2 separate regions of the Mus musculus genome follow, and region 1 is linked to region 2. A link is a loop called in an ENCODE intact Hi-C map of the cell type or tissue named here. Cell type or tissue: left cerebral cortex. All regions are shown on one strand. Each heading gives the region's core, and the rest is flanking DNA. Links, peaks and the distances in the headings are about the cores only. Region 1 overlaps Dap3 (death associated protein 3). Region 2 holds the start of Thbs3 (thrombospondin 3).

The links. Hi-C counts contacts between places; a loop is a spot of excess contacts. Peaks named below come from ENCODE experiments on the same cell type or tissue, not always from the same donor. Only the 100,000 strongest peaks of a DNase experiment are listed, where the experiment ranks them.
Region 1: a loop joins it to region 2, with 1.9 times the contacts of the local background. A loop is called at or near these places in 3 of 42 quality-filtered maps.

What each region holds. Positions count from the first base shown.
Region 1 is chr3:88,936,186-88,945,637 of GRCm38, forward strand. Dap3 (death associated protein 3) reads right to left here. Exons shown (of 13, transcript NM_022994.3): 2 at 6,590-6,643; 3 at 1-68. Among named protein-coding and RNA genes, the nearest start is that of Dap3, 9.4 kb to the right of the region's middle. In left cerebral cortex, for the core only: a CTCF peak has its summit at 3,804 (motif pointing right); a DNase peak (open chromatin) is centred at 3,754.
Region 2 is chr3:89,210,978-89,220,429 of GRCm38, forward strand. Thbs3 (thrombospondin 3) reads left to right here and starts at 4,203. Exons shown (of 23, transcript NM_013691.3): 1 at 4,203-4,347; 2 at 5,704-5,910; 3 at 6,708-6,964; 4 at 7,051-7,153; 5 at 7,880-7,906; 6 at 8,070-8,152; 7 at 8,236-8,287; 8 at 8,412-8,560; 9 at 8,878-9,018; 10 at 9,175-9,252. The coding sequence starts at 4,269. It overlaps Mtx1 (metaxin 1), which reads right to left and starts at 2,930. Exons shown (of 8, transcript NM_013604.3): 1 at 2,836-2,930; 2 at 1,900-1,969; 3 at 1,706-1,785. The coding sequence starts at 2,916. In left cerebral cortex, for the core only: a CTCF peak has its summit at 5,127 (motif pointing left); DNase peaks (open chromatin) are centred at 4,208 and 5,113; H3K4me3 peaks cover 254 bases; H3K27ac peaks cover 353 bases.

The DNA.
Region 1 (9,452 bases), core at 2,281-4,780, 280 kb before region 2:
CGCTCAGCTGGAACCTGACTGTTCTGAGTCGCTTGAACACTCATGTGCAAAAAACACCTCGGGTCCAACTACAAAAGAAAATGTTTCAGTGTTCTGGAATCATCTGGTTTTTCAATGCTTGTTGTAACACTGAGGTCTCAAGCTATGACTCTATCAGGAAATCATGACACTAAACTATGTTTTAGTTTTATATAGAACGGATCTTTACTAAATCCAGTCACACCTTTTAGCTTCTGGATCTGTTTTAGCATGTATACTGCTACGCTAGGGCTCTGTCTTACAATGGAAACCAACCGGTCAGCGCAGCCTCTGCTGAGCTAACTGCTCACGGCACTCCTGTCTCCACTTCCCAAGCACTGAGGCTAACGTGTCAGCTGAACCTTCTCTCTCAGCCATACTTGTGTTTTTCTGAGCTGAGGTCTTGGTTAGTTGTCCAGGCTGGCCTTGAATTCTGGGCTCAGTGAATCTCTTGTCTCCACATTTGAGTAGCTGGAAACACAGGGCAGGTGAACCCATGTGCAGGGTAGGAAATGTGTTTAATCCACGTCCCACTGCTATACAGGGTTCCTAACAGCACAGGAGCCTCCACTGTGAGGGTCAGTGCAATACGCTTCAGCATGGCTGGCGATAAATGGTTGCTTCGTGCTCACAGGCTGGATGGGTCTGGCTGCCTCTAATCTGCCTCCAGAAAGAGTGCTGGGAGTAAAGGAGACGTTATGAGCACCCTGTGACCACTCTCCCCATCCCTTAGACTGTGTCAGGGTCTGACTTGTGTCTAGCCTTGAAGATCTGGTTGCTTCTCCTCATAGTGCTGAGTGTAACATGCCTGGCCTTGCTAGCTATGACCGGCACAGTAAGAATCTGTCATTAGGGACATGTAATGAGGGAGCATGTAAAGTGTCCAGCTAGGAGGAACTAGTTAACCATACTTAGAAACTTCTGGAATGGGGGTGGGAGATTCAAATGACATTTCAGGAGATAAATATGAGAAAAATACTAAGAAAATTTCTCAAATTAGCAGGGCACAAGGGTGCATGTCTATGATCCTGGCACTCGGTAGGAGCAGGGGGCCAAGTCTAGCTTGGGCTCTATGAGATGCTTCCTAAAGGAATAACTCCCTCAATCAAGCTTAAAGACAGTAAGCCTTCACAGAAGACTCCAGCGTAGGGCAGAAATTCAAGAGAACAGAAGAGGGAGCTGCAAGCAAGGAGAGCTTCGCAGGGCAGCAGTGTCCTCCACGGCACACTGGGCTCCAGATGCCAGCCAATACAAAACCTCTCTGCCCCAAACTGGCTGTGGTCTGTGTGCTTAATCACCATGAGAAACCCTAACTAACACGATATCCAAGACTGACTCTAAAATCTCTACTCTTTCCATTACCTTTTGTTTTCATTAAAAATCACTTTTTATTTTATTTTTTAGACAGGGACTTACCCCCTAGCTGACCCAGAACTCACTGTGCAGACCAGGCTAGCCTTGAATTCACAGAAATCCACCTGTCTCTACCCCAACATAAAATGTTTTAAAAAATACATTTATTTGTGCTTGTTTGTATGGATGTGCACATGCCAATGTATACATGTGGAAACCAAAGAATAACTGGGAAAGGTCCTGTTTCTATCATCTTGTAGGTCCTGACGACAACAGGGAAGGTCCTCTCCTCTCTATCATATCATGGTTCCCAAGGACAACAGGAAGGGCCTCTCTCTATCATCTTGTGGATGACCATGCTTGGCACCGCATTCTGTAACCCTATGAGCCACTTTGCCAACCCTTTTTTTCATACCTTACATTAACTTTCTCATATTTCTTTATCAATTAATGCTATATGTGGTATGAGGGGCACAGCCTGGGGAAGTGTGGGGGAAGCAGAGGACAACCTGTGGAAGTGAGGCTTGCTTTCCTTCCATCACGCGAGCTGGAACAGAGTCTAGGTGGTAGTCTTGGCAGCAAGGATCTTCACTCGCTTGACCATTTGCCAACCCTCTTCGAGAACTTACTTAGTGCATACGCCTGGGAGCACACTAGCATGCCTGTGCACACACGGCCAGAAGACAGTGTTGGGCCATTGAGGTACTGACTCTTCCTGGACCTAGGGTTGGGAGGGTGGGTGGGCGCATCCACCTGTCTGGATGCTGACAGTTCCAGTGATTCTCCTCTCTCACAGATGGAACTGTGGTCGCACATGAGATCCCAGCTTCTAATGTGGGTGCTGAGATCCGAGTCTGGTCCTGATGCTTGTGAAGCAACTGCTCTCAGCCACCTGGCCATCTCTCAGCCTTTCATATTACTGTGTGCTTGGTGTTTGCATGCACTCATGCATGTGTGGAGGCTCCAAGCATCCTCCCAAGTGCACACCAAGTCTGAAATATTAGTGGCAGATTTTAATATAAGCCAACAGTGTAAAGAAATAGGTTGCCATAATTTTTAGAATATAACTCAAATTTATAGCAGAGGCAGGTTTATCTCCCAAACAATTCAAATAGTCCTCTAACCCACTGCTAGGGGATTACAGCTGGCTACAGAGCCAGGAGTGGGAATACTGTCAGTTGTTGAAAATGAAAACCAGCTGAGAATGGCTATTAAGCTCCATCCTCTCTTGCTGTGGCAGCCTAGATTACATAATAGCTTGTCTCAAGCCAAAGGAATGAAAGATAAAGAAGAGAGGAAGCTGGAGAGATGACCTAACTCTTCCAGAAGATCCAGGTTCAATGCCCGACACCCATGTGCAGCTCACAACTGTCTGTAACTACAGTTCAAAGTGCTCCAACACACTCTTTTGGCCTGTGCAGGCATCAGGAACACATGGAATATGCAGACACCCAGGAAGGCAAAACCCCATACAGATTAAACACAAAGCAAAATATAAGGAGGGAAGAAGGAAGCAAGTAGCCGCAGCCCCCACCATATCCAAGGACCCCGCTGATAGCTGAGGATGGGCTTCCGTCTCTATCCAGCTCCTGCTCTCGCCAGCAAAGCCAGGATACTAAACATACCAAAGACAAAGGAAGAGCTGCTCTCAGGACAGCACCTGAGTAATACACCCGAGTACCAGGAGAAGGCGCCAGCCCTTTCCATCTACCATCGGCCGGCCTTGTTGTTCTGAGACAAGATCTCACCATTTAGCCCTGGCTGTCCTGGCACTTGTTATATAGATCAGGCTGGCCTTAATTTTCAAAATCCCTTCCTCAGCATTTCAAGCACCTGGATTTCATCAGGTATGTGCCACCACATCTGCCACATCTCGGGACGTCTCAGGAGTAAAGGTGCTTGTTATGTACTCTTGGTGAACTGGGTCACCATGAAGCCATGTGAAAGCTGAAGAAATAATTCCCACACCTGCACCCTCCACATGCTCATACTCAGGAAGACAGTTTCTCTTTTCTTTCTTTTTTCCACAAAGGGTTTCTCTGTGTAGCCCTGGCTGTCCTGGAACTCACTCTGTAGACCAGGCTGGCCTCGAACTCAGAAATCTGCCTGCCTCTGCCTCCCAAGTGCTGGGATTAAAGGCATGTGCCACCACGCCCGGCTAGGAATACATTTTTTTAAAGTAAGAAAACTAGGTGCTGGCTTGGGTGCTGGCTCAGTTGTTGAGAGTATCGGCTGTCTTCCAGAAGACCCTGGTTTATTCTTAGTACCCACATGGCAGCTCACAATAATGAGTAACTCCAGTCCCAGGTATCTACGCCCTCTTCAGGCCTCCAGTGGCAATAGGAATGCACACAGTGCACAAATAGGCACAGGCAACCACCACACATGTAAATAAAATTAACTAAAAATACTCAATGGCCACAAGGTGGTGCTATTTCTACAGTATTCTGATGACCTCAGGTTTTGTTTTGTTTCCTTCAGTAAATAAAAAACAAAATGGATTCCTTATGTCTTAAAGTGTTATAAATGGAACTAAGCAGCTAGTCTGAGTTCTAGGATAAACGGCTCTATGTAGAATTCCCTCAGCTTAGTTCCACAGTGAACATAATGCAGTCCCTCAAACACTACCCATGAGCTACGCAGGGTCATCCTGAGCCAAACTGAAAACATATACACTAAGAAACTATACATTCTAATTTTATGTGAATGGATATTTTGCCTGCACGTAAGGTTGTGCACCACAAGTGTGCCCTCAGAGGCCAACCTGGAACTTAGAGTTACAGATGGTTGTGAGCCACCAAGTCAGTGGTGGGGATCAATCACAGACCTTCTGAAAGAGGAGCCAGTGCTCCTCACCATGAGCCAACTCTATAACTACACACCCATTCTGGACACAAGGTCTCACTATGGAACCCTGGCTGACCTGGAACTCACTATGGCCTTAAATTCAGGGATTTGCTGTCTCTGCCTGCTGAGATTAAATGCACGAGCCATCACACCTGGCCCTTATTTTTATATGTATAACTTTTATGCCTGTATGTACGGAAGAGACCAGAAGGGAGCACTGGACCACCAAGAACTAAAGTTACATGTGGTTATGAGCCCTCATGGGTGCTAGAAACCAAACTTAAATCATCTGCAAGAGCAGCCAGTGCTCGTAGACACCAAGCCAATATTCCTTCTTGCCCCAATATTGGCTTTTATTTCTTTTGTTAACATTTTGTTTTGCTTTGACTCGCTGAAATGCACAGAGGCCTTTTATAAATCTCAGCGTAGGGGTAAAAGGAAAAGGAAAGAGCAGGCCCCTCCCCCAATCCCACACTGGACAGGGGATGCTCCGCGCCTAAGAACCCTTCTTGGAATCCTAGGATCCGTTGCAAGCGGCCCTTTCTTCTTCAGTTCTTACCCTCCAGACTTAGGCCTGTAGGATTTCCTGTTCTCAGCAAACCCAGGCCTGGTGATTGTCATAGGTGCTGCCTTCCTACCACGCAGTCAGAGTGGTCATTTTCTCCTGACCTTGGAACTGCGTGCCTCTGGAGAACATGGCCACCACATGGACACTGGTTAGGTCACCAGTCAGCATCTCCGTAGTAAAGTTTTACAATTTCAATTTTCACAGTAGGTTACTTATCCATTCTAATCTCTAGTTTCTGCAACTTTAAAGCAAGGACAGTGCACTGTCACGAGGAGCCAAGGCGCTAAAGCACGCTTGGGAGCGGTGGTGTGTACCTTTGCACCCACCATTCGGGAGACAAAGGCAGATGCATTTCCTTTGAGTTCCAGGCCAGCTGGGGCTACACAGTGAGATTCTGTTTTAAAAAAGCAAATATGAACAAACAAATGAAACAACTACTATTTGGTAAATAATTAAAAAGACTAAAACAAACCAGTAGTATAAGACCTTTGCTCACTTTGAGGGAGGGTTTCTCTATGTAGCCCTGGCCAGCCTTGATCCTTGTATCTCAGTCTCCCAAGTGCTTTGATTATCGACAGGACTGTGATACTATGCCCAATTCACTATGGTCTTATTCTTTAATTGTACAGGTTTGCCTCATTGTATGTGCGTGTGTGTGTTAGTTGTGTGGAGGCCAGAAAAACCTGCCAGATTCCGCTAGACCTGGGGTTACAAGTGTCTATGGAAGGCTCTGCTTGTTCCATGGATGCTGGGAATTCCAATTATGGTCCTTAGGTTTGTTCAGAATGCACTCTGAACTTATGAGTTGTCTCTCTAGCCCCTTACCTTTTGTGAGGGGTGGGGGTGATGTGGTGTGAAGAGCTGTGGGCAGAGTCTCATGTAGATCAGGTTAGATTCAAATGTGCTGTATAGCTGAAGATGACCTTGAGTTTCCGATCCTCCTGCCGCTACCTCCAAAGCCTGCACTCCTGATCAGTACCGCTGCTGCCATGTTCAGTTTATGTGGCACTGGAAAGCTAACCCAGGATTTCCTGAGTCCAGTCAGGGTTTTATGGAGCTTTATCCCAAGCCCAGATGAAGGTCTTACCTTGTCCTCCCTCCTTTGTGTGTGTCATGGAAGTGTGTGTTCATGCGTGCACATGTGGTGGCTGCTAGAGGCTGATGTCCAGTGTGTTCCCTGACTGCTTTCTGCCTTACTTATTCAGTGGACCTGCAGCTTACCAATTCGGCTAGGCTAGCCAGCTAATCAACTTCAGGGGTCTACTTACACCCAGCCTACCAGCTCTGGTGTTTCAGCCCATGCCAGCTTTCATTAGAGTGCTGCACAGGCCCTCACGTTTGAGTGGCATTACCTCCTGACTAACTCGCCACCTTCCCACCCTCCTCACGCAGTCCATTCTCTAAACAATTTTAGTCTCTTATCAAAAGTGCCATGTCTAAATAGCCAGCTAGCTCAAAGTTACCAGTTTGTAAAAACGCCACCTCCTCCTCACACATTACCTCAGGCTTACTATCTCTGCCTGTTGCTTAGGCAGACTCTCACTTGGCAGGCCAAGCTGGCCTTGAACTCCCAGTCATCTTGCCGTAGTCTTCTGAGAATTTTTTTTGTCTTGTTTTGTTTTTTTCCGAGACAGGGTTTCACTGTATAGTCCTGACTGGCCTGGAACTCACTTTGTAGACCAGGTTGGCCTCGAACTCAGAAACCCACCTGCCTCTGCTTCCCGAGTGCTGGGATTAAAGGCGCGGGCACCACGCCAGGCTTGAGAATTTTACCTGAAAGTAAAGCAGTTTGTGGGAACTCACCTTCTGGACCCTGGAGAAAAGCCTTGTTATTCCTGTCAGCATGGTCTTTGCTCTCTTAAAAAAAGACAAAGAGAAAAAAAGGTAAGCCACTATTTAATAAAAATGTAAGTAATATAAAAATCTGATACTGTCTAGATATATGAAAATCATCTATGAATCAACAAACTGGGCAAAAGACAAGAAAAACCATTTCACTTAGGAAACATTATGGCAGGAAGTTTAACCTCACCCCAAGTCATGAAAATGAAATTAAAGCCTTCATAATGAGATGCCAATGAAGAAATGCCACAATAGTTGTAAATCCAAATGTATTGGAAAATCAGTCTTTACAAAGTTGAAGACATATGAATATGCAGCTATTCCATTCCTTCATATTTACTCTAGAAAACTACATATGCATATACACTGGAAAATATAAGAATGTTTATAGCAGAGGAGTGTGAGTTATTTGAAAATTGTAAAAACAAACAAACAAACCTAAAGTAAAATATCCACTGACCCATAGAAATAGCAGGAAAGAAGCTATAATGAAAGGATCAATGTCGAAGATATAGACTGGCCAGGCAAGGTAGTGCACATCTTTAATCCCAGTAGTTCAGAAGCAGAGGCAAGTGGGTCTCTCTGAGTTCGAGGCCAGCCTGATCAAACAAATGAAGTGAGTTCCAGGGCAACCAGGGCTACACAGAGATACCCTGTCTCAAACATACAAAAATTATTACTGAGTGAAAATTATTATGTCTCCTGTTAAATAAAACTAAATTTCAAAACCATGTACCGAGTAGGTGGATGCAGGAAGATCAGAATTTCAAGGCCATCTTCAGCTATATAGTTTAGGGCCAGCCTGGAATAAATAACATTCTGCCCAAGAAAACAAAACACAAGCAACCTCTGAAACGCCCGCCACTCACTGTCTGCAGGACACACACACATGGCAAAACTGGACTGGAAAGGCAAGCGAGTGCTAAGAGTAAGCCCTGAAACACCAGTGACACTCAGGGAACCTCTGGGAGCTGGCAGTCCAACATGAGTATTTATTTTATTATTCCTTTGGGGTTTTGTTTGCTTGTTTTTTTGAGACAGTCTTACTATGTAGCCCTAGCTGATAGGGAACTACATAGACCATGCTGGTCTTGAACTTGTACAGATCCTTCAAACTCTGTCTCCTGCTTCTTGGGATTGTTGGTGAGAGCAATCACACTAACAGATGGGCCTTTCTCTTCTGCTGGTGTAATAAAACACTCTGACAAAAGCACTGCGGAGACAGGGTTTAAACTGCTCTTGGGTTCCAGAGACATACAATCCATCATGGAGCACAAAGGGAGGAGATAGGGCAATAGACAGTGGAAGAAATAGGAGCCTTCTTTCTGGTCACACTGTACCTACACTCAGGGGCCATCTTTGGGTAATCTACTTCCTCCAGTGAGCCTCCACCTCCTAAAAGTCCCCCCCACCCCAAAATCAGCACCATCACCTGAGGAGCGAGTGTTCAAACAGGTGAGCCTCTGGGCCGCCGTCCCTAATCAGACCGTATTACACTGGTTATCATTTCATACCATGAGGGCTATTATTATCTTTATACCACATGCTAAATTTATCATTTTTTGTATGGTGGAAATATTTAATTAGAAAACTCTACTCTTTTGGTAGTGAAAAGAAATTTAAAATAAAGTATTTCCTCAAGATCTCATCAGAAACAGGGTATAGTGGCTCATGCCACTTTTAATTCTAGCTCTTGGGATGCTGAAGCTGAAGGAGTTCTTGGACTGAGGGGAGCCTGGACTAGAAGAGCCTGAGCTACAGTAACACTGTATCTACCCCATCCCAATAAACAAACAAGACCAGACACCCAGTGTTAGTCTGAAACCATACACTGTATCAAACCAAATGCATACACTTTTTTCACTATATATATTTCCACAACAAATTTCAAAGAATAAATTAAGGCATTTTAATAAATGCCTCATTTAAATAAATAGAATTATAGTAAATATAGTAAGTTGCATGAATGTGGTCACTTCCCTTCCTCTCCCCTTTCTCCCCTTTCTTTTCAAATGGGATGTCACTATATAGATTAGGCTGGAGTCTGTTTCTTGGCTTTCTGCCTCTGAGTACTAGCACCTCCACCTTTCTATTTAAAGAAGCACTTTATACCATCTCTTTATCATACCTGAATTCTTTTTTAAAAAAGATTAATTTATTATATGTAAGTACACTGTAGCTGTCTTCAGACACTCCAGAAGAGGGCGTCAGATCTCGTTACGGATGACTGTGAGCCACCATATGGTTGGTTGCTGGGATTTGAACTTAGGACCTTCGTAAGAGCAGTCAGTGCTCTTACCGGCTGAGCCATCTCACCAGCCCCCATATCTGAATTATTAGCATTATAACTCTTCTTAGTTTATTTTATTTTTTTGAATATAGGGTTTTTCTATGCAGCCCTTGGTTGTCCTCTGCCTCCCCAGTGCTGGGTGGGGTTAAAGGTGAGTACAACCATGCCCCCAAATAGATACATTGTAAAACAAAACAGAACAAAACAAAAAAACAACCATAGCGTCACAAACTCCTTTGAATCCCATATTCTTTTAGTCATCATCTACTTTTTAATAAAGAAACATGAGAAGTACTTCTACATGCTCAGCTATGCAGGGTACAGAGGTGAACAAGACAACTCTACTGCTCCCCCCTCCAATTTGAGACGGGGTCTCTCTGTAACCTTAGCCATCTTGAACTCATGATGTGGACCAGCCTGGCCTGAAATACACAGCGATCCTTCCGCCTCATGAGCCACCAGCTTCCCTATCACCTGCAGGGATCCAAGGCTCTTTTGCTATACAGGAAAACTACAGCCCACAAGCATCACTTC
Region 2 (9,452 bases), core at 4,168-6,667:
CCGACAGCAGCTCTCTAACAGTAACTTCCTGATCTAGACACCACACCACAGAGCTAGCAACGAGGCACTCGGCTGCAGGCTGGGCCTCAGAAGTCAGGGGGCACCATCCTTACCCTTCTTGAACCCAGTCAATTTACATCCAGCCACCCCAACCCCAGCTTGTCCCCCACAGCAAGCTCTTGGCTATGTCTTGCACTTCACTCCAAACCCTTGTGCACCACTACTGTACCTTCATCGCACCGGTATTTCCGTCTTGTCTTAGTGTGGCCCACCTTTCCAGGCTTCAGGCTGTTCCTTAGTACCCCCTCCACAGACTAAGAAAGCTTTGAACCTGCAGAGCCTCTTGAAGATGACTCTTAAATTTCCCTGAATCTCAGTTTCTCCTTTATGGAAGGAGACAGTAATGTTTTTCTCTCGATGTGGCTGGGTTTGGAAATAATTTAGGAAAAAACCCTTTGGAAACTGAAAAGGCTGTGTTTATATGCAAGTAACCCGGGTCCTGCCAGGAACGCTGGCTTATATCTGGATCCGGTTTCTCCAGGCCGCTAAGCTTCCATTACTTCCCCAGCTCCCTGGAAAGTAGAAATGAGAAAGGGGATTCTATTTCTGACTGTGTGTTCCCTCTTGGAACAACGCTATGAATGCCAGGCCTCTGAGAGCATCCTGCCTAAGCACCCTAGTTTACAAGTAAGGAACTGTAGTTGGTGAGCTGCCTTAGCAGGTAACTGTCCTTGCTGTCAGGCTCAATGACAAGAGTTGCATTGCAGGAGGCCACATAGCAGAAGGAAAGGACTTAGTCTACCAAGCTGTCCAAGGACCTCCCCAAGTGTGCCACGGCATGTGCTCACACACACACACACACCCCAAAGCAAGAGAAATAAATGCTTACAAAACAAATAGTTCATTACTTTGAGAAGTTAAATCACCTGTCCAACGTCATAGTCAATGACAGAATAACAGAGCCAAGGCCTCTACTCTCTCGTAATTCTTAATCATCCAAACCTGGCACGAAGCTTTGTCCATCCTGAGTCCTGTATCTAGCATAACTTAGCACTTGAGAAGAGAAATAGTCCTTAGAAATCTTTGTGGTTTTTTTCTCTCTCTCTCTCTCCCCCGACTTTTACTCCTTTCTTTGACAGTTCTGGCCTGGAACTCACTCTATAGAGCAGGCTGACTTTCAACTACAGAGATCTGCCTGCCTCTGCCTTCTAGGTGTTCAGATTAAAGATGTGTGCCACCACTGCCCAGTGACTTTTTTCTTTTTTGAGAGGGGTTCTTATGTCTTCCAGGCTGGCCCCAAACACACTATGTAGCCAAAGATGATTTTAAATTTCTGATCATCCCACTTCTACCAAGTGCTGGGATTATATGCGTGTACCACCATGACGGTTTATATTAGAAATTCCTTTCAGGTCTACCCGGAAACCAACTGCTGTTCTCTACTCTTCTTTATTTTCCATGTGTCATCAGCCTGTGTATTTCTCTTCCTCCCTGCCCATTTGATTTCTCCGCTTATCCCACCCCACAGCCCCTTAAGTTCACTATCTGGCCAACTGCTTGTCACAGTCACACTGCATCCCCCATGCTGCTCCTCCCTGCTCTGGATCACACTGCTCTTGCCTGGCCTGTGTCTGGTGGCCAATAAATAAGTTACACTTCACGGACTGGATTTCCTCCATTGTCAGCCCCCACTCAAGTCACCTACCTCTTTACGAAGATGGGTGATGATCTTGTGTGGCACTGTAATGACTTTCCCATCACTGGTTCGAAGAGCAGGCAGAGTTCCTGATATTGAGAAAGAAGTATACTCACAGGGTCCAGCTTGCCTAGTCATACTCATTTGCATTGCATTCCTGTCCCCTGCTCCTCCCCTGGCACATTCCTGTCCCTCAGGGATACCTGAAGGGCTCTGCCAAGGATTGCTGGTCTTGTGTATCTTCAGTGGGGCGCCTGTAAATCTGGTATAGGTCTGCAGGGAAGGAAGCAGACGGTAGAGAGGCCAGGGTATGGCTTCATAAAGAAACCAAGAAAAGAATCCGTGACTCAGTAAATTATGTTCTATGGTCTATACTTTTATACCAAAAGGAGAGGCGGAAAGAGGGTGTCATTCCTATTTACAAATGGGCAAACTAGACCAGACAGTTCATGGACATGTTTATATGTCCATTTCCAAGATTAAACATTAGGAAAAGATTTCTACCCTTATGCCATCTACACTGTAAAGCCTATTCACAAAAGCTTTTCCTAATTAACTTCCCTCTTCCTGGAAGTACTGATTTACTTTGACAGTCTCTGTATTCTGTTTCTACTTTACATCAATACACGTGATCGTTTCATTATTTGCTTACATGTTTGCCTTTCTGTTAACAATTTCAATACAAGGGTCAAAATCGTATTGCAAGGGAATGTTTTTTACTCTAAGAGGCATAATAAATGTTTTTTGCAATCCCGAAGACGTTGAATGAAGAGAAGCAAGTCTGCCTAGTTCTAAAGGTCTTCCTACACAGTCTGGCTGTGGGGCTGTCTGGTCTACGAAAACGAGATTCAATGGATTCATAGCGGAAAAAGAAGAGATCGTCCAGAAGGGGTTATCCCAAGGTCACCCAGCCAATAAATGGATAGGCAAGGTCTAAACCCATCTTCTGAAGCCCTGACCAAGCCTACTTCCACTGCTACACAAATCGATCCTAGGAAATCCGGACGTAAGGCGCGGAGCCCACATCGGCCTTCGACTGCCTCAGTTTCTCTCAAGACGCATGCGTCTCGGTTCTCGGCAAAGCTCGAGCACCCACTCCGGCTCTCCAGAGATCAGAGGACAGGTGCATGAGCCCTCACCAGCACGGCCAGACTATCCAGGTCCACCGACGGCAATCCCCAGCCCCCTGACCAGCAGAACAGCTCCATGGGCGCCGCCATCTTGTACGCTCTCTGACCCGGAAGCACCTTCTCGTATGCGTCGGCCTTCTCTCGCCAGGAACCGCCCCTGGTCCCCGCCTCCCTGGCCGCCGGGGCTTTGGGGTCTGGGGAGGCGTGGCTCTTGGCGGCCTGAGCCGCGGCGGGGCTGTGAGAGGTGGGGCATCGGCCTTCTGGGGAGCGCCGCGGGCTCGTCCTGAGGCGGCCCCCGTAAGGGAGCAGGGCCGCCGTCCAGACGCGCTTGGGACTTTCGCGGCGCCTCTGCCGAGCGTAGCCACGAACCGCCGGCGACACGGAGGGCTTGGGAGAGGGGCATCTGGTGCGGCTTGTCGGTCTCTGGGGGCACTTGCCAAACTGCACATGGCCCCGACAACCCCGGGCCCTCTCAGGTCTCAGCCCTGAGCGGACGCCGCGGGGGGGTCCCCCGAGCCGCATGTTTTCCACTGCGCGTTATGTTTGGAGAGGGCCTCGCGCTGCCTGTCGCCATGGAAACAAAACAGGGGCGGTGGCGGCGCCCGAGCTGAGGCCCGGCTGGGGCCTGAGTGGGGGAAGGGGAGGTGCGGCTCGCGGGCAGTTGCCTTCGTAACGGGAACTCCTGGTCGGTCCCCAGCTCCCCTCGGGTTCACCCCGGACAGGGCCATCCCGCGGTATCCAGTGTTCCCCAGTCCCATCCTCGCTCCTGTCTTCTAGTTTATGGCTCTAGCCTCTGGTGATGCTTTCCCCTTTCTGATGTCTTAGAAAGCCATCAAGTTCTCGTCGGTGCTTCCAGATTTCTATTTTCCCAAGAGTGAGGGGAAATGGAGGAATGGGCACATGTCAGGGACGCAACACACCGTAATAAAAAAATTTTTTTTTTTTTTGCTGTGCCACATCAATAAGCCTCGTGTCGTACGTAGTCTTCTAGGCACTGTAGCAAAGGATGGTCCACTGACATCCATTTCCGCCAACCGTGAAATAATGCCTAGAACCTAGAATTGCCCAAGGCAGGGGATTCTGACTTTTCCAACCACTGCTTGCAGAGAACAGTAGCATTTGGTAGCGCTGTTAAGTTGAAAGCTCCCAAGAACCAGATGTCAGGCTAAAGGGAAGCATCTTTGAGGAAAATCATTATGGTGGAGCAGGAGGCAAGGAAAGCTCTGGGACTCTTTCCCAGTGCCTCTGGTTTCGGGAGCCGGTGATGCCTCCAAGGTGATTGGCAGCTCTTTGTTTCAACCCCCCCCCCTACCCGCCTGCTCCCCCCCAACCCCCCAGCTCGCTCCTCAGTCCCTCCGCCCCCCTCCTGCTCCTGCTCTCCGCCTAGTCTTTTTCCCTCCCAGTCGCCTTGCCTGCCAGGGGTAGTGAACCGGCTAAGCGGCATGGAGAAGCCGGAACTTTGGGGTGTCCTGGCTCTCCTCCTCCTCTGCTCTTACACGTGTGGCAGTCAGGACCTTCAGGGTAAGCCTGCATTCATCCCCCTTGACACCTCTTTGTCTCCTTTCTTTTGCCCCCAGGCAAATAACAGACCACATGTGAGTTTGAGAGAGAGGGAAGAGTCCTGAAATGGGTTGGAGAGAAAAGTTAACACTGCGAAGAGTGAAGGGTTGGTGATAATGTAGGAGGGGTGGGCACCAGAGTGGTGGGTGAGTGCAGATTGGTGCAGTGTCAGGCACTGAGACCAGGATGGATCCAGGAGGACTCCACGACAGAGTTAGTCTCAGAGCATCAACAGGATAGTCTGGGCAAGCAGCTTGATTGATGGTGACTGCACGGTGGGGGACCCTGGGCTTGGTTCCCCCCCCCTTTACTCTGGCTCTTGGTTTCTAAAAGATAGGGCGGGGGTGGGGATTGGGCAGCTTGAACTCTCCCGGAGGTCTGGTGGGGGGATGGCCCATGGGTGGTGTAGGAGAGGTGGTAGGAGCAGATGACACAAGCAAAGATTCTTTACTGGCTGGAAGGGAAACCACAGATTGGCCAGGACACAGGAGGAAGAGATGCTGGCTGGGTCCTACATTCCCAGGGGGGAAAGACTAAACAGCGATGGGAGGGTCAGAGCGCTTTGTGGACGGCTGTAAGATGTGTGTGATGAGCCCCTGGGATGGGAGGACCGGCCCCAGGGTTTGGAGTGTGCTAAACCCAGCAATGGAGAGATGGTACTCCTGGTTCCTGAGTTGTGGGCACCAGGTGCCACTCCAGACTCTAGTCAGCAATGTCTCCCTTGCGCCACCTGGTGGGACATAGGAAGTTTGCGAGTGGCTTTGGTATTTGTAAGTGGGCTCTAAGCCTATAGGTTCCCAAGGCTTTGGAAGCAATAGAAGGTGCTGGGAGGGAAGCATTGCCTTGATAACAAAAAAAGGGCCAATGGTTTTGTTTTTAGAGATAGGGTCTTGTAGCCTGGTCTAAAGTAGCGGAGGCTGCCTGATTGCTTGAGGCAGTCCTCTCAGCCTGAGGCTACAGGCATGTACCAGCATCCCTAAAGAGTTTGAGTTTTGAGGATGCAGTTCAGAGGTAGGAAGATGATAATTAGGGATGCCTCAGCCGGGCGTGGTGGGGCACGCCTTTAATCCCAGCACTCAGGAGGCAGAGGCAGGCGGATTTCTGAGTTCGAGGCCAGCCTGGTCTACAGAGTGTGTTCCAGGACAGCCAGGGCTACAGAAAATCCTTGTCTCAAAAAAAAAAAAAAAAAAAAAAAAAAAAAAAAAAAAAACAAACATAAAAAAAAGGGATGCCTCACCTCTGAGAGCTCAGGAGAGAGGGCAGGCCTACCTCAGACTCCAACCACTTCCTCTAATTTTTAAATCCCTATCTGGCCAGTAATTGACCTGCTGACAGTGGGCGAATCCAGGCAGATGGTAGCTGTGGCAGAGAAGATTCGGACAGCTTTACTCACTGCTGGGGATATCTACCTCTTGTCCACTTTCCGCCTCCCTCCAAAGCAAGGTGGTGTCCTCTTTGGCCTCTACTCTCGCCAAGACAACACACGATGGCTGGAGGCCTCTGTTGTGGGCAAGATCAACAAAGGTGACTGGTGGGCACCCCTTTCCAGCATCAATGACCCCTTGAGCAGTCTCCCTCATGCCCTCTCCCAGGTGCCTCTTTATTCTCCATGACCTCTACTAGGGCTACTGGTATGGAGGAACTCAAACAGTTGGGTCAGGCTGGTATTTATAGGGATGGATGGCAGGTTGTAGGCTGGGATGCTCAGGGAGGGTGAGACAGCTCTGTGTCCCAGCAATGACTGTACCACTCAGATCTTTGCTAAAGTTCAGTGGGTACAGATCTAGTTGCCACCTTGGGAAAGGATAGTCTCCTAGACATGGAGAATAAGGTCATCTAAGGCCAATTTGAAAAGCATTCATTTACTACTTTCATTGTTTATACATTTATTTACTTTTCAAGATAGGGTTTCTCCATGTAGCTCCAGCCTGCAACTCAGAGATCCACATGCCTGGTCCTGTGAGTGCTTGTCACATCAACGCCTGGCTGAAAAGCATTTATTGTGCACCTGTTACATACAAGGTGTTGAGAGTTACACATTAGGAATTAACCTAATTTGTAGTTTCTCTCTGAGCTGTCATGCCACACGCCTTTAATTCCAGGCAGATGGAGGCAGTGGCAGGCAGATCTCTGAGTCTGAGGCCAGCTTGTTCCTCAGAGTGAGTTCCAGTATACTCAGAGCTACACAGATAAACCTGTCTCAAAAAAAACAAAGAGACAGACAGCCATGGGGTGGCATATTGGTATATAGAAGAGATGATGGAAGTCAGTTGGAACATGGGGTGGGGCTAGTGCACATACTGACCTCCAATCCTGGGCAGTGCTGGTGCGGTACCAGCGGGAAGATGGCAAAGTCCATGCAGTGAACCTACAGCAAGCAGGCCTGGCTGATGGGCGCACACACACGGCTCTCCTGCGACTCCGAGGACCTTCTCGACCCAGCCCTGGCCTGCAGCTGTATGTGGACTGTAAACTGGGTGACCAACATGCTGGCCTTCCAGCACTGGCCCCGATCCCTCCAGCAGAGGTCAGTGGACTGGAGATTAGAACTGGACAAAAGGCTTATCTGAGGATGCAGGTGAGAAGGAACCTCTGGTTTGGGGAACATGGTTTGTAGCACCAAGAGGAGCTGCTCGATCTGCCTGCCTCCCTGCTGACCCCTAGGGCTTTGTGGAATCGATGAAAATTATTCTGGGTGGATCCATGGCTCGGGTAGGAGCCCTGAGTGAATGTCCATTCCAAGGAGACGACTCCATTCACAATGCAGGTAACAGATCCTTCTGACCTCCTCCCCAGTTAACACTTTCCTTTAGCTTGACCATTCCTGAAGCTTTCAACCGCCCCCCTCCCCCCAACTCCAAGTCTTTTATCCTTGACTCATGTGTAGGAGGTGTAGATCAGAAAAATAAGATCATCCAGCAGGGCTGTAACTCCGGGGAACTCTAGGGTTAAGGAGTAAGGTAATGGCTTAGTCTCAAGATTTTTGTAGTTGCTCTTGGCAACTGTCACCTACAATTGAGTGGCACCTTTAGCCAAGGACTCTCATCCTGGTCTGTGACAAGGATGCTTAGAGACTCTTACCTAAGCAAACACCCACTTCTCCCAGAGACTTGAAAGGGTTCTTGAAGGGGCAGCTTGGGGGAAGGGTTTGAAATGGAATGTACTGGGGGCCTGGACCTACTTTGGGTTGCCTCTCATTTGGAGTCCTCCTGGAACTACTATGCCTGGGAATGAAGACTTGAAATTTTTCTGGCTTCCTATAAGGCAATGCCCAGAGGGCCTTTAGCCTGATGGAAGGGGTGGCTGTGACCGAGTAAGGGGCTATGTGAAGAGTGCTTGCCTACCGTGTGCAAGGCTGTGTAGTGGATTGCCTCTGTCATGACACTCTGCACTGCTTCATCTTTCTTGAGGGTCCAGGGCTGTCCCTCTTCTAGACCCCCTTCCTTCCCACTTCCTTAGTATCTCCCACTGACTGCTCTCACTTCTCCTCTAGTGACCAGCGCACTGCAATCCATTCTAGGTGAGTCAGTTATGAAGAGGCAGTGGAGGCAAGGGTGGTCCTCTGTCATGGGTGGGGTCTAAGGTGTGGTGTGGGCTTCGGGGACAAGAGCTGACTTACAGTGCAAAGAGGGCCCAGAGTGGCTCCCCGATTCTAAGTCTCTCCATCCCCTGGTCCTTGACAGGGGAGCAGACCAAGGCATTGGTCACCCAGCTCACCCTCTTCAACCAGATCCTAGTGGAGCTTCGGGACGACATCCGAGACCAGGTTTGAGTGGGCAGGCCAAGGATGCGATTCTGGGGTGGGGTGTGACGACAGTGGCAGAGAGATGACTTCTCCTCACTCGTCAGGTGAAGGAAATGTCACTCATCCGGAACACCATCATGGAGTGTCAGGTGTGCGGTGAGTGGGAGAGGAGGGCCCCAGAGAGCACTGCTATGCTCCCCACCGTGTGGCTTCAGCTTTTCCTTCCTAGCCATCCGAAGAGTGACCCTCGAGGGTGGCTCTGACCGTGTCTACCTCCCAGGTTTCCACGAGCAGCGTTCACACTGCAGCCCCAGCCCCTGCTTCCGAGGCGTGGACTGTATGGAAGTGTATGAGTACCCGGGCTATCGCTGTGGGCCCTGCCCACCTGGCCTGCAGGGCAATGGCACCCACTGTGATGACATCAACGAGGTGAGTGATGGCGGGGCTCTCGAGGGTACAAAAAAAAATGGGTGAAAGTTGTTCAGAAGCAGAGGAATTCAGGAGAGCTCAGAGACCAGAAAGCACAGGAAGGAGGAAAAAGATAAAGGGTAGACTAGAGGGCTATGCGGTGAAGGAGCTGGGGGAGAGGTAGGGAAGTTTGAGATGGCCAGCCAGGGGAAACGGAGCACTGTGAGGTTGGGCTGAGAGAGCTGCCCAGGGACCAGGAGTGATGCTCTTAGGATCACACACAGCTGCTCACTTCCCCAGGAAAATGCCTGACGTCTGCCTTCTCATTTGGTCCCCAGTGTGCTCACGCTGACCCCTGTTTCCCGGGGTCCAGCTGCATCAACACCATGCCTGGCTTCCACTGCGAGGCCTGTCCTCCAGGGTACAAGGGCACCCGAGTGTCTGGTGTGGGCATCGACTATGCTCGAGCCAGCAAACAGGTCAGATGGTAAAGTCTGTATGGATTTGTGAAAAATGAGATGAGACTCCCCTACACCAGCTCTGGCTTTGGGTCTAAACATGCCAGTGCTCACCCATGGGCCCTGTCAGTAGTGACTTCTGTATCTGTGAGATCCCCCTCCACCCTGCCCTTTTAGGTCTGCAATGACATTGATGAATGTAATGATGGTAACAACGGAGGCTGTGACCCAAATTCCATCTGCACCAACACGGTGGTGAGTTGAATGCCCTGCTCTGCCTCTGACTGGGGAAAGGAAACCGTGTCACTCCCTCTTCAAATTTCCTCCTTCTTCCTGTCCCCCTTGGGCACCATGCAAGATGGCCAGGTTGATTCTGCCTTTTACAGTTGTGACCTTTAGCAAGTTATTTCATCATTTTGAGCCTCAGTTTCCTCATTAGAAAAATGGGGCTATTA